Regions from separate parts of the Mus musculus genome. Here region 2 is linked to region 1. The links are chromatin loops, found by intact Hi-C in ENCODE. Cell type or tissue: gastrocnemius. All regions are shown on one strand. Each heading gives the region's core, and the rest is flanking DNA. Links, peaks and the distances in the headings are about the cores only. Region 1 holds the start of Ccdc138 (coiled-coil domain containing 138). Region 2 overlaps Gcc2 (GRIP and coiled-coil domain containing 2).

Region 1 (5,384 bases), core at 179-5,178:
TAAAGGCCAGCACTCTGAGCTCGAACTTCAACATCAAGAGTTTGATAAACACTGAAAATGTACTTGGATATGGTTTGTGTTAAGTTAGGCAAACAGAAGGGGATGTTCTTATGGGCTTACTCAATAAAGAACTAAAAAGAATCTAGTTAGACCATACAATCTTCTATTATCCAAATGTAAGTATCCAGTCATTTCTGTTGTGTCCAACCATTAGATTAGGTAAGGCAGGTTATGGCTTACTTAATGAATTTATACAATAGCAAGCACCACTATAAAAATACTTAATCTTGTAACCAGGTACATGAAATAAACCTACTTCAATTTGGCCTTGTAAAAAGAACCATGTCCATTTAGTGGCTTTTTTGGAAACCTGTGTAATATAAATTCATATAAATTTCAGCTGAGAAGCTAATGCCATATTTTTAAGTAAATGGAATTTTTAAAAATTTTTAATTTTTCTGTACCCCAAGATTGCCTTGCTAAGGTTGGACTTGAATTCTTGATCTCCACTGTGGTTACAGGCATGTGGCATGGTTGCAAATACTTTTAAGAGACATTATTTCAAAACATTAAGGCTATTAAAGACATTTTTTTAAAGATTTATTATATATACAGCATTCTGCCTGAATGTATGTCTGCAGGCCAGAAGAGGGCACCAGATCGCATTATAGATGGTTATGAGCCACCATGTGGTTGCTGGGAATTGAACTTAGGACCTCCAGAAGAGCAGTCAATGCCCTTAACCTCTGAGCCATCTCCAGCCCAAAGACCTTTCAAAAACGTGACAAAATGGCAGGTTAAACTAACTATTGCTATTTATTTATAGTAGAGGTGTTTACAACTTGATGAGTTACCAAAGGTTGTGAGCCACCATTTGGGTGCTGGGAATGGAACTCGACTCCCCCAGGAAGAACTAAAAAGAATCTAGTTAGACCATACAATTTTCTATTATCCAAATGTAAGTATCGAGTCATTTCTGTTTTCTTGTCTAATGTTCTTAATGGCTGAGCTATCCAGCTCTAACAAAGAAGTTTAAAAATAAGCTTGTGGCATTTTATATGATGCTTGATATATAAGAACAATGTGATCTGTTGTTTATTCACTGATGATGGTATAAACTCACATTGATAGGTTTTAAGCTCATTAAAATCTACCCCCAAGCCGGGCGGTGGTGGCACACGCCTTTAATCCCAGCACTCAGGAGGCAGAGGCAGGCGGATTTCTGAGTCTACAAAGTGAGTTCCAGGACTGCCAGGGCTACACAGAGAAACCCTGTCTCGGGGAAAAAAAAAAAAATAAAAAAAACAAAAAATCCAAAAAAAAAATCTACCCTGAAAACCAAAATAAAACAATTACACAGTTTAGGTGGTAGGTTTTTTTTTGTTTGTTTGTTTTAAATATTTATTATATGTAAATACACTGTAGCTGTCTTCAGACACTCCAGAAGAGGGCATCAGATTTCGTTACAGATGGTTGTGAGCCACCATGTGGTTGCTGGGATTTGAAGTCAGGACCTTAGGAAGAGCAGTCTTAACCTTGCTGAGCCATCTCACCAGCCCCTAGGTGGTAGTTTTTAGCAAAAAGTATTTTAAAAAAAGATTACTTTACATATAGGAGTACACTGTAGCTGTCTTCATATAAACCAGAAAGAGGGCATCAGATCCCATTACAGATGGTTGTGAGCCACTATGTGGTTACTGGGAATTGAACTGGGGACCTCTGGAAGAGCAGTCAGTGCTCTTAACCACTGAGCCATCTCTCCAGCTGGCAAAAAAGTATTCTTTAGGCAATGTTTTTATAGTGAGTTTTTTGTCTATTGCTAAAGTATCAACTTCTGTAAGTTAAAAAGTTATCCAGAGAATTTAGGGGCTGCTACAACACATGTCTACTATTTCTCAGTGTTAGTGTATCTCAAAGAAAAACTGAACAGGTAGGAGCTTGTGTGATAAGTTGAACACACCAAGTACTATGTGCTGTTGCATAGCTGGGAAAGAGGTTTCTGTGTTTTAAACGAACATTTTTTCATTTTATGAGGCAGATCACCCGGTAGTTGAGGCAGTTAATTGCCCCAACTGCTTATGACCCTGTAGCCCAGGCTGGCCTCCAGCCTCCACCTTCCCTGCCTATATTCGATTATTTTTGTACCACCTATGGAAACTGGCAAAGGAGTATAATCAGCAGTTAATGCGCTTAGCGCTCAGACATGTCCTGATTTTTCTGTGATTGTAAATCACTTTTGATGAAGAGACCCTGTTTAGTCTAATTTTATGTAGTGCACAGTAAAATTTACCCTGTAGTCCCTGTGGTCTCCAGCCTTGGGGAGCATTCTGGCTCTCTGCTGTGGAGAAGTTATTCGCCTTCCTGCTGGCCGAGCCAGCGCTCTCAAGGGAATCTTTCTTCTCTTCTCCCCCTCCCCCTCTCCCTCTCCCTCCTTTTTTTTTCCTTTTGGTTTTTCGAGACAGGGTTTTTCTGTGTAGCCCTGGCTGTCCTGGAACTCACTCTGTAGACCAGGCTGGCCTCGAACTCAGAAATCCGCCTGCCTCTGCCTCCCAAGTGCTGGGATTAAAGGCGTGGGCTACCACTGCCCGGCAGAACTCACCTTTTTCATGCTTCACATTTATGGCGGGTAAAAGACTTGGAACTGAGAAACTCTAAGGGGCAACCGAGAACTGGGTTGTAGTGTATCCTCCTACCGGCTTCCGGCGTCCTCGGGGGGCGGAGCCAGGCGTCGTGACGTACTGCCCGCCCTGACGTGACTGTGAACCCGGTTTCCCGGGCGACCGCAGTCAGAGACTCACCATGGAGCGCAGGGTGGTCAAGCCACCGGGACAGGATATGGTAGTGGAGCGTCTCAAAAGCCGCTACGGCCTGGCGGGAAGGTGCCCCGTGGAGGTGAGATGGGTGGAAGCCGCGGTGGGCTCTGCTGGGCGGCCGCGGGAGGTCGCTAGCCCTGCCTTCCTCGGGGAGGCTCACTAGAGAGTTCCCGCCCTCGGGGAAACCGCCTCGACGGACGGGGCGTGGCTTTGGTCCTGGTAACCAATGCTGGCGGTGACCAAAGTGCAGCAGGCACGGAAGACACTGTAGTTCCTTCTGGAAAGCATCTTACTCCGAAGTAATTGCAAACTTACAGAAAAGTTGTGGCGATGTGCATTCTTGTAGTCCTCCCTTGAGAGCGCCATTCACCAGGAGAGTCTTGCCATTTTTGAGGCGGGGCCCCCACTGAGGTCTTTGCTAATATCTTGTGAGAGGTCGGCCAGATCACATCTTCGATGAATCCTGGAAGAACAGAAGCGGGAGACCAATTACATACCTCAGTTTGCACGACCAGATTCGGTTTTTTTTTTTAAATCCTCACCCTCTGATAACAGAGTTAGGTGTTTACAGTTCAGCTGAGAAGCCTGCTTGACAGCCCAGCATGGTCAAGGTTATATAAAGCATAACAATGTTGTCTTCAAAAAAATCATCTGAGGTATGGGAACATCATTTACCCTGACTTCTCCAGAAGGTGAGCAAGGTCGCAGGCATTCCTCTGTTCCTTCCCACATTTGCTGGCTTTCCAAAACCCCTTCTTGAGAAATAGCAATATTTCCCAATGTTCCGGTGACCATGACACAAATTCATTCTATCCTCACATAACCTTAATTGAGACTCCAACACATACTCCTCTAGCTTGCTTTTCCTGTGAAGCACATTCTCTTTTAAAGCCTTATTGATATTTTCCAAGAAATTTAGTATTGTGATAATAAACAGGATAGTGTATAGTTTGTACACAGATTACCACAATGATAAAGCATACCCTGGTGCAGATACTACCTGGGGTCCGAACATTACATTTGATTGTGTGTGGTTGCCTTTAATCTACAACAGATGTCCACACCTAGTTTCTTGTAACATTAGTGCTTGCACAAGGTGGAAGACGTGTGTATTAGAATGTCTCTCAGTTTGAGTTTGTCTAACGGATAGCTTCTGATTTGATTCTGGTTTTGTATTCTTGGCAGGAAAACGACATGACTGGTGTGTGGGCTGCTCTGATGAATCAACAGGTACATGCTGTTTGTCTAATTAGTGATGCTGATCTTGGGTTGAGTGGTGCCCCTAGGTTTGTCCATGCTAACCTTTGTAATTATGGAAAAGTATTTTAAGAGAATAGGTCTTAGTGTTTAACTTAAGTGTATCTTTCTCCTCACCTAGCATGAACTTTCAGATTTTGACCAGACTAAATATAAAAGAAGAATTGTGACCTCCCCAGGTAAGCCAAAAGAAAATTTTGTATATTTGAGTATTTTAACAAATTTAACTTGAGAGAGATTTATAGAAATGTTTAGACCTAGGCTTATTGTTACTCATTTTTCATTAAAAAAAATATTCAGTCTGATAATCACCTAATTGTGAATTTAGAGTTGAATGTGTGAGATGTCTTCTAAAACTAAATTTATCGAGGGATTTTGGTGTGTGTGTGAGATGTAATTTATAATATGCGTGCCTTTTACTTTTCTTTTGTGGTACTGGGAGTCGAATCTAGACTATTAATCAGTTCTGAGGAAGTTGATCAGTGCTTAGCAAGTGCTCAGTCACTAAACCATGTCCCCAGCTGGTATGTTTGCTTTTGAAAAATGTTAAAAAAAATTGTACAGAATATACTGCACGGAAAATACTAGTAAGTTTTATTTAGGCAAGAAAGAATGTACCAGCCGGGCAGTGGTGGCGCACATCTTTAATCCCAGCACTTGGGAGACAGAGGCAGGCGGATTTCAGAGTTTGTGGCCAGCCTGGTCTACAGAGCAAGTTCCAGGACAGCCAGTGCTACACAGAGAAACCCTGTCTTGAAAAAACAAAACAAAACAAAACAAAAAAAGAATATACCAGAATGAAAAATAAAGGGAAAATTTATCAAGTTGGCTTGTAATGTTTTTTGATAAGCTGAAACATTTTATGGTAATAAGTATTAAAAATTAATTCATTAACTTGTTAATACTTCAGAGCTAATATTTATTAGTTAAACATAATAATCATTAAACTTTGGTAGTTGCAGCATGAATAGTGTCTTTAACTTCATCAAGATATGGGAGTTGGGACTGAGAACTGGCTGGGACCTGAGCTGAGTCTGAGGACTGAATGGAAACTGGCTGGGTCTGAAGACTGGCTGGGACTGAGCTGGGTCTGAGCTGAGTCTGAGGACTGAATGGAAACTGGCTGGGTCTGAAGACTGGCTGGGACTGAGCTGGGTCTGAAGACTGGCTGGGACTGGCTGGGTCTGAGCTGGGTCTGAGGACTGAATGGGTCTGAGGACTGGCTGGGTGTACTGGCTAGTTTTGTGTCAACTTGACACAGGCTGGAGTTACCACAGAGAAAGGAGCTTCAGTTGGGGAAATGCCTCCACAAGA
Region 2 (5,384 bases), core at 219-5,218, 200 kb before region 1:
GACTGGTCTTGCAGTTTCAGTAGCTCTGATTCCAGGATCGCATGCCTCTGGCCTAAGTGAGTACCTGCACTCGGAAACATACCCCGTTCTACTCCCAACATACACAAATTTAAAAATTAACAGGGTTATTGGATTTTGGTTGGGTTTTGAGGGGGAGTTGTTTTTGTTTTTGTTTGTTTTTTAAGGTTTGTTTGTTTGTTTGTTTCATGTAGGTGAGTACACTGTCGCTGACTTCAGGCACACCAGAAGAGGGCATTAGATCCCCATTACAGATGGTTGTGAGCCACCATGTGGTTGCTGGGAACTGAACTCAGGACCTCTGGAAGAGCAGTCAGTGCTCTTAACCGCTGAGCCATCTTCTCCAGCCCTGTCTTTGTTTTTTGTTTTTTTAACTTCCTACTACTTTTCAAATTATCTCTCTCCATTTTTTCTGGTACTGTTTTGTAATGTCTAGTACTTCTTAGTGTTCCTGATCTGAGCTTGTTTTGATAAAGTTCTATTTGCTCTGGACATCCTGATAGCCTGCCTCTGCAAGTGGGGTGAGGGAAGGGGTCAGTGCAGGCTGCAGATTTCCCCCCTGCTCCCAGACTCCGAGTGCTCCCAAAGCACATGTCCCCAGAGTGGAAGGAGGAAGTGCACTTGCCCCAGCTCGTGGCTCTGGTTGTTGGTTTAGTGCTTCTGTCCCTCGCCAGTGTCCAGCTTCTCTGTGATGTATGAGCTTGGGCAGGAATGTCTCTCTATTTCTGTCTTCACACTGTGTGCTTCTGCGCTGCTTCTCCCTGGCAGTGTTTAGAAACCTGTCACCTGCTTCTCTGTTTACTCTCTCCCTGAGTTAGTTAGTAGCTCTCACGCTTGTCTTCGCTCCAGTTTTGTTTTCATGGGGCAGGGATTGCTCGGGGAGAAGATGGGAATATTTGTGTTCATTTTGCATCCCCACACTCTCTGGTAACTAACCTCTAAACGCCAGCTTCTCAAGAGTGAAATAAGAAGACTGGAAAGAAACCAAGAGCGTGAGAAGTCTGTGGCTAACCTGGAGTACTTGAAGAATGTCTTGCTGCGGTTCATTTTCCTGAAGCCGGGTAGTGAAAGAGAGAGGCTTCTGCCTGTGATAGACACCATGCTGCAGCTCAGCCCTGAGGAAAAGGGAAAGCTTGCCACAGTTGCTCAAGGTATGTGATGGGACGCAGTCACTGGTGTGCGATCCTGGGCACTAACCATGGCTCGTGCATAAGAATTGATGTGTGCCTGTAACCTTTTTCTGTTAAATTTTATTCACTTGGATTACTTTTGTAACACACATAACTGGGGTTGAAAAGCTGGCTCTTTAACACTTGAGTCTGTTGCAGTACATCAATGAGTTCAATACACACCAAAGTACAGTCTGACCTGTCTCTGAAAAGTACATCTGTATTCTGGGGTTGAGTTGGATATGTTTTGTTCTTAGTGTGTGTTCACATGTTTTCCTCCTCCCTCACTTCCCCTGACTCTACTCCTACTCCTTGACAGTAGAGGAACAACAGTCACGTGACCCAATTCTTGTCTGTGGCTAGTCTTGAGGTGCCATCCCATGGTGACTGTAATGTTCACATCAGTGAGGTTAACAGTGTCTCTGTAGGCTCCTTTGAAATGCTGTGGTTGATAGACCTGAATTGAATATGCCAGTTTTTCTAACAGAAGTAGAACTAGAGGCTTGTAATCTCCTCCCACGCCATGACCACGGTGTTATCGCAAATCAGTGTCTACTCTGCCGTTGGTTGATGGTCTCCTTCAAGCTTTGTTCTGTTGCATTTTTTCAGGTTTAGTTGAGTGATGGGTCGTGAGGGTCTAGTTGTTTGGATTTGTTTGTTCGTTTGTTTGTTTTGATCCCCTCAGAGTTAAAATAAGTCATGTTTTAACTTAATATACCATTTATGAATTGAAGAAACTGATCATTTGTCCATAGCAGTCCAGCATTTGAATTTGGTATTTATAGGAGCATTACACTTATTTAAATACTGTGTATATGCAATTTTCTGATTATATCCAGGTGGATCTGGGCAAAGTGAGCACCAAGAACACCTCACGAGTGTGTTGTATACTTACTATAGCATTGCAGCACTAGGCCTAAAACGTATAGATACCAACTAGTGGCTGATGTTCTCATTTTGATGCCCTCTAGCATGGTCCTCCATCCCCTATACATCCTAAATAAGCTAATACGTTCAGAATGGCCCTTGATTTTAAGGCACTTGGTATTCTTGGTCAAACTTACCTGCTGGACCTCACCCAAGATTTTACATTTTTAGCAGCCTGATGCTTGTGGTCTAGGGCTGTATGTACCTCATGAGTTCTTCATCAAGAGGACTAGTGAGATTCAGGCTTAATGTTTGGCAGGGTTATTTACTTCATGATGAGTTCTGGTAGTTCCTTTGAATCTGTTTTCATGTAACCTGTTGTCCTAATGAAGAATGTTCTTAGTACTTACAGTATTCTTATTTCTGCCAACTAAAGTACAGATTGCCATAGCCACTGTTAACAGTAACCAAATGAAGCCAAGCATAGTAGTATATACCTGTAACCCCACCATTCAAAGGCTGAGGCAAGAGGATACCAAGAGTTTGAGTGTTTACCCCAGACTACAGAGTGGATATCAAACCACAAGGGCTATATAACCAGACTCTATCTCAGACAACAAAAAGTTTCAGTATGAGAATATATCACGTATTTATGTATTATTTATCTGTTGTTGTGTGTATCTGTGGTATATGTTCTGTGCATGCTTGCCATGACACACATGTGGAAGTTCAAGCATAGTTTCGGAACCTGGGTCCTGTCTTCCCATTATGTGGATTCCTGCTATCTAACTCAGACCATAGGGTTGGCAGCAGGCACCTTTATCTACTAAGCTTTTATGTACTGTTCTAGTTTATTCTCTCAAATTAAACCTACATTTTCATTATAATATTTTTGGGGTTTGTTTTTGTGTTTTGTTTTGTTGTGTTTTGTTTGACACAGAGTTTCTCTGTAGCCCTGACTATCCTGGAATTCACTCTTTAGACCAGACTGGCCTCAGACTTAGAGACCTGCCTGCCTCTGCCCCCGCAGGTGCTGGGATTAAAGGCCTGCACCACTGTGCTTCATTATAAAATTTATCAACACTTCAGGAATGAAATGTGTTTTCATCCACTCAAATGCAGCTTTTAGTAAAAATACATTCTCAATCATTTATCCAGTATGCTTAATATAAAATACTACAATCACTCAGTATCTCCCATTTGTAAGTTTAGAATTCCTTGATTTGTACAAGGGGCCCCTGCAAGCTCCACTGCTGGCAGAGAAAAGAACTGCAAGAGGCAAGAAGGAATCTCAGTTCAGTGTGATTCGGCTGCTGTTGCTTCACACTGTGTCTGACACCAGGCAGTTGGAGATGTATTTCAGTACATTACAGTTTTGGGAAAAAAATTCCTGGTAAAAATTGTCTCAATCCCAAATGCACAATAAAGCTTATGGTGTGACTATAGCAAAACTCTTTTGCAAAGTACATATGACCTCTACCATGAAGATGGATTCTATAGCTTAAGGGGCTAGGAGATAGAGTAGAGGTCATCAGGCTGCAAAATACATGTGACATCTCCCCTAAAGATTGCTTCTATTGACTGAGAAACAAAGCTCAAAATAAAGGTCACCAGGTCATTAACAACATCAACTCCCAGCCTTCTGGGTGGAAAACATTTATGTTCATCCTTCCACAGAGGAGACAAGCTAAATGCTTAATATTCCTGCCTTCTCTAGGGCAGATCTGTGAGCTTGTGTCCTCTACATTGATCAACAAACTTAAAAGACACTAATCTCAGAGATTTTAGAGTTGAAATAGTTTCACAAGAATGTACACGCAAGTTCTCAGATCCTAGAACTCTAAAGCATGTGTTTCTAAATGCTGTGAATGAACAGGAAACCACCAGTTCTTAAAAGTTTATGTTTTAGTTTCTTTTTTTTCAGTTGCTATGATAAATACCATAACCAAAAGTAACTTAAGGAAAAAGAAAAGGTCTCTTTTCACTTATTGCTCCAGAGAGGAACAGTCCGTCATAGCAGGGAAGGCAGGAGCAGGAGCAGGAGACGAGCCTAGCAGTTGGAAACAGAGGGACAGAGCAAGAACTGGGGCCGGGCTATAAAACGTCAAAGCCCCACCAGCAATATTCTTCCTCCAGCAAGACCTCTTAAAGGTTCTATAACCTCCCTAAACAGAGCTGCCAACTGGAGACCACGGGCTCAAACACAGGAGCCTGTGGCTTGCATGGAGGTGCGTGCATATGCAGATATATACACAGTGCACAGAAAGCCCAAGGACAGCTTTTGGAAGCTAGTTCTCGCCCTCTGTGCTATGTTCCAGGAGTTGAACTCAGGTCATTGGGCTTGTAAGGCAAGCTCTTTTACCCACTGAACTATCTCACCAGCACTTAAGTGTAACTCTTAAAGTTTATTTTAAAGAGTTTTCCTGAGTGTCTTCAAATTATTTGTTGTTTCTCTCACTGACATAGGAAATGAGAACCCACAAAGTTAAAGCTATGATGGATTAATGACTGACACAGATACAGTTGACAGAACAAATGAGCCAAACACAAGTAAAAAGGAATCATATAGAGCATCAAGAAATAGATAAAACTGGTGATAGGGGACTGGAGAGATGGCTCAGCAGTTAAGAGCACTGACTGCTCTTCCGAAGGTCCTGAGTTCAAATCCCAGCAACCACATGGTGGCTCACAGCCATCTATAATGAGATCTGACTCCCACTTCTGGAGTGTCTGAAGACAGCTACAGTGTACTGATATAAAATAAATAAATAAATAAATAAATAAATAAATAAATAAATAAATCTTTAGAAAGAAGGAAGGAAGGAGAGAGAGAGAAAGAGAGAGAGAGAGACAGACAGACCCAGAAAAGCGAAGGAAAGCACTGGACAGGTGTTTAGTTGCTGTCCTGTCCTTCCATGTGAAGGCCTTTCCCTGTTTTGGCTCAGAGTGTTAAAACAAGGGACTGGAGACATAGTTCTGTAGAGTGTTTGCTAAGCATGCAAACACTGGGTTCCATCCCCATTGATGCCTAAATATGTGGTACATACCTCTAATCACAGCTTTGATTTGGAGGGAGAAGAGGTTCAAGGTCACCCTCAGCTGGCCAGTCTAAGATACAGGAGACTCTGTGTCTGGGAGAGGACAGCTGTTGTTTGTTGTCACTTTTTATAAAGTAAACTTTCCTGTGTGAAAAAAAAAATGCTTTCAAATGACTTGGGAACGTTTCTCAGATCCCCTAGAGAAAGATAGTATCTAATAAACATCTAGGAAAAGTCCCATAGGCTGTGACAAGATTAGAAAGGGAAATTCGAGAGAAACAACATATGGAGA

What was found. A loop is a pair of places that touch in the nucleus more often than their neighbours do. Peaks named below come from ENCODE experiments on the same cell type or tissue, not always from the same donor. Only the 100,000 strongest peaks of a DNase experiment are listed, where the experiment ranks them.
Region 2: a loop joins it to region 1, with 2.3 times the contacts of the local background. A loop is called at or near these places in 2 of 42 quality-filtered maps.

Annotation. Positions count from the first base shown.
Region 1 is chr10:58,495,171-58,500,554 of GRCm38, forward strand. Ccdc138 (coiled-coil domain containing 138) reads left to right here and starts at 2,767. Exons shown (of 16, transcript NM_001162956.1): 1 at 2,767-2,892; 2 at 3,999-4,043; 3 at 4,192-4,249. The coding sequence starts at 2,800. In gastrocnemius, for the core only: CTCF peaks have their summits at 619 (motif pointing right) and 2,925; DNase peaks (open chromatin) are centred at 2,396, 2,757 and 2,969; H3K4me3 peaks cover 1,574 bases; H3K27ac peaks cover 1,683 bases.
Region 2 is chr10:58,297,697-58,303,080 of GRCm38, forward strand. It overlaps Gcc2 (GRIP and coiled-coil domain containing 2), which reads left to right. Exons shown (of 23, transcript NM_027375.2): 22 at 968-1,169. Among named protein-coding and RNA genes, the nearest start is that of Gm40668, 12 kb to the right of the region's middle. In gastrocnemius, for the core only: a CTCF peak has its summit at 3,301; no DNase peak of the experiment used is centred there; H3K27ac peaks cover 822 bases.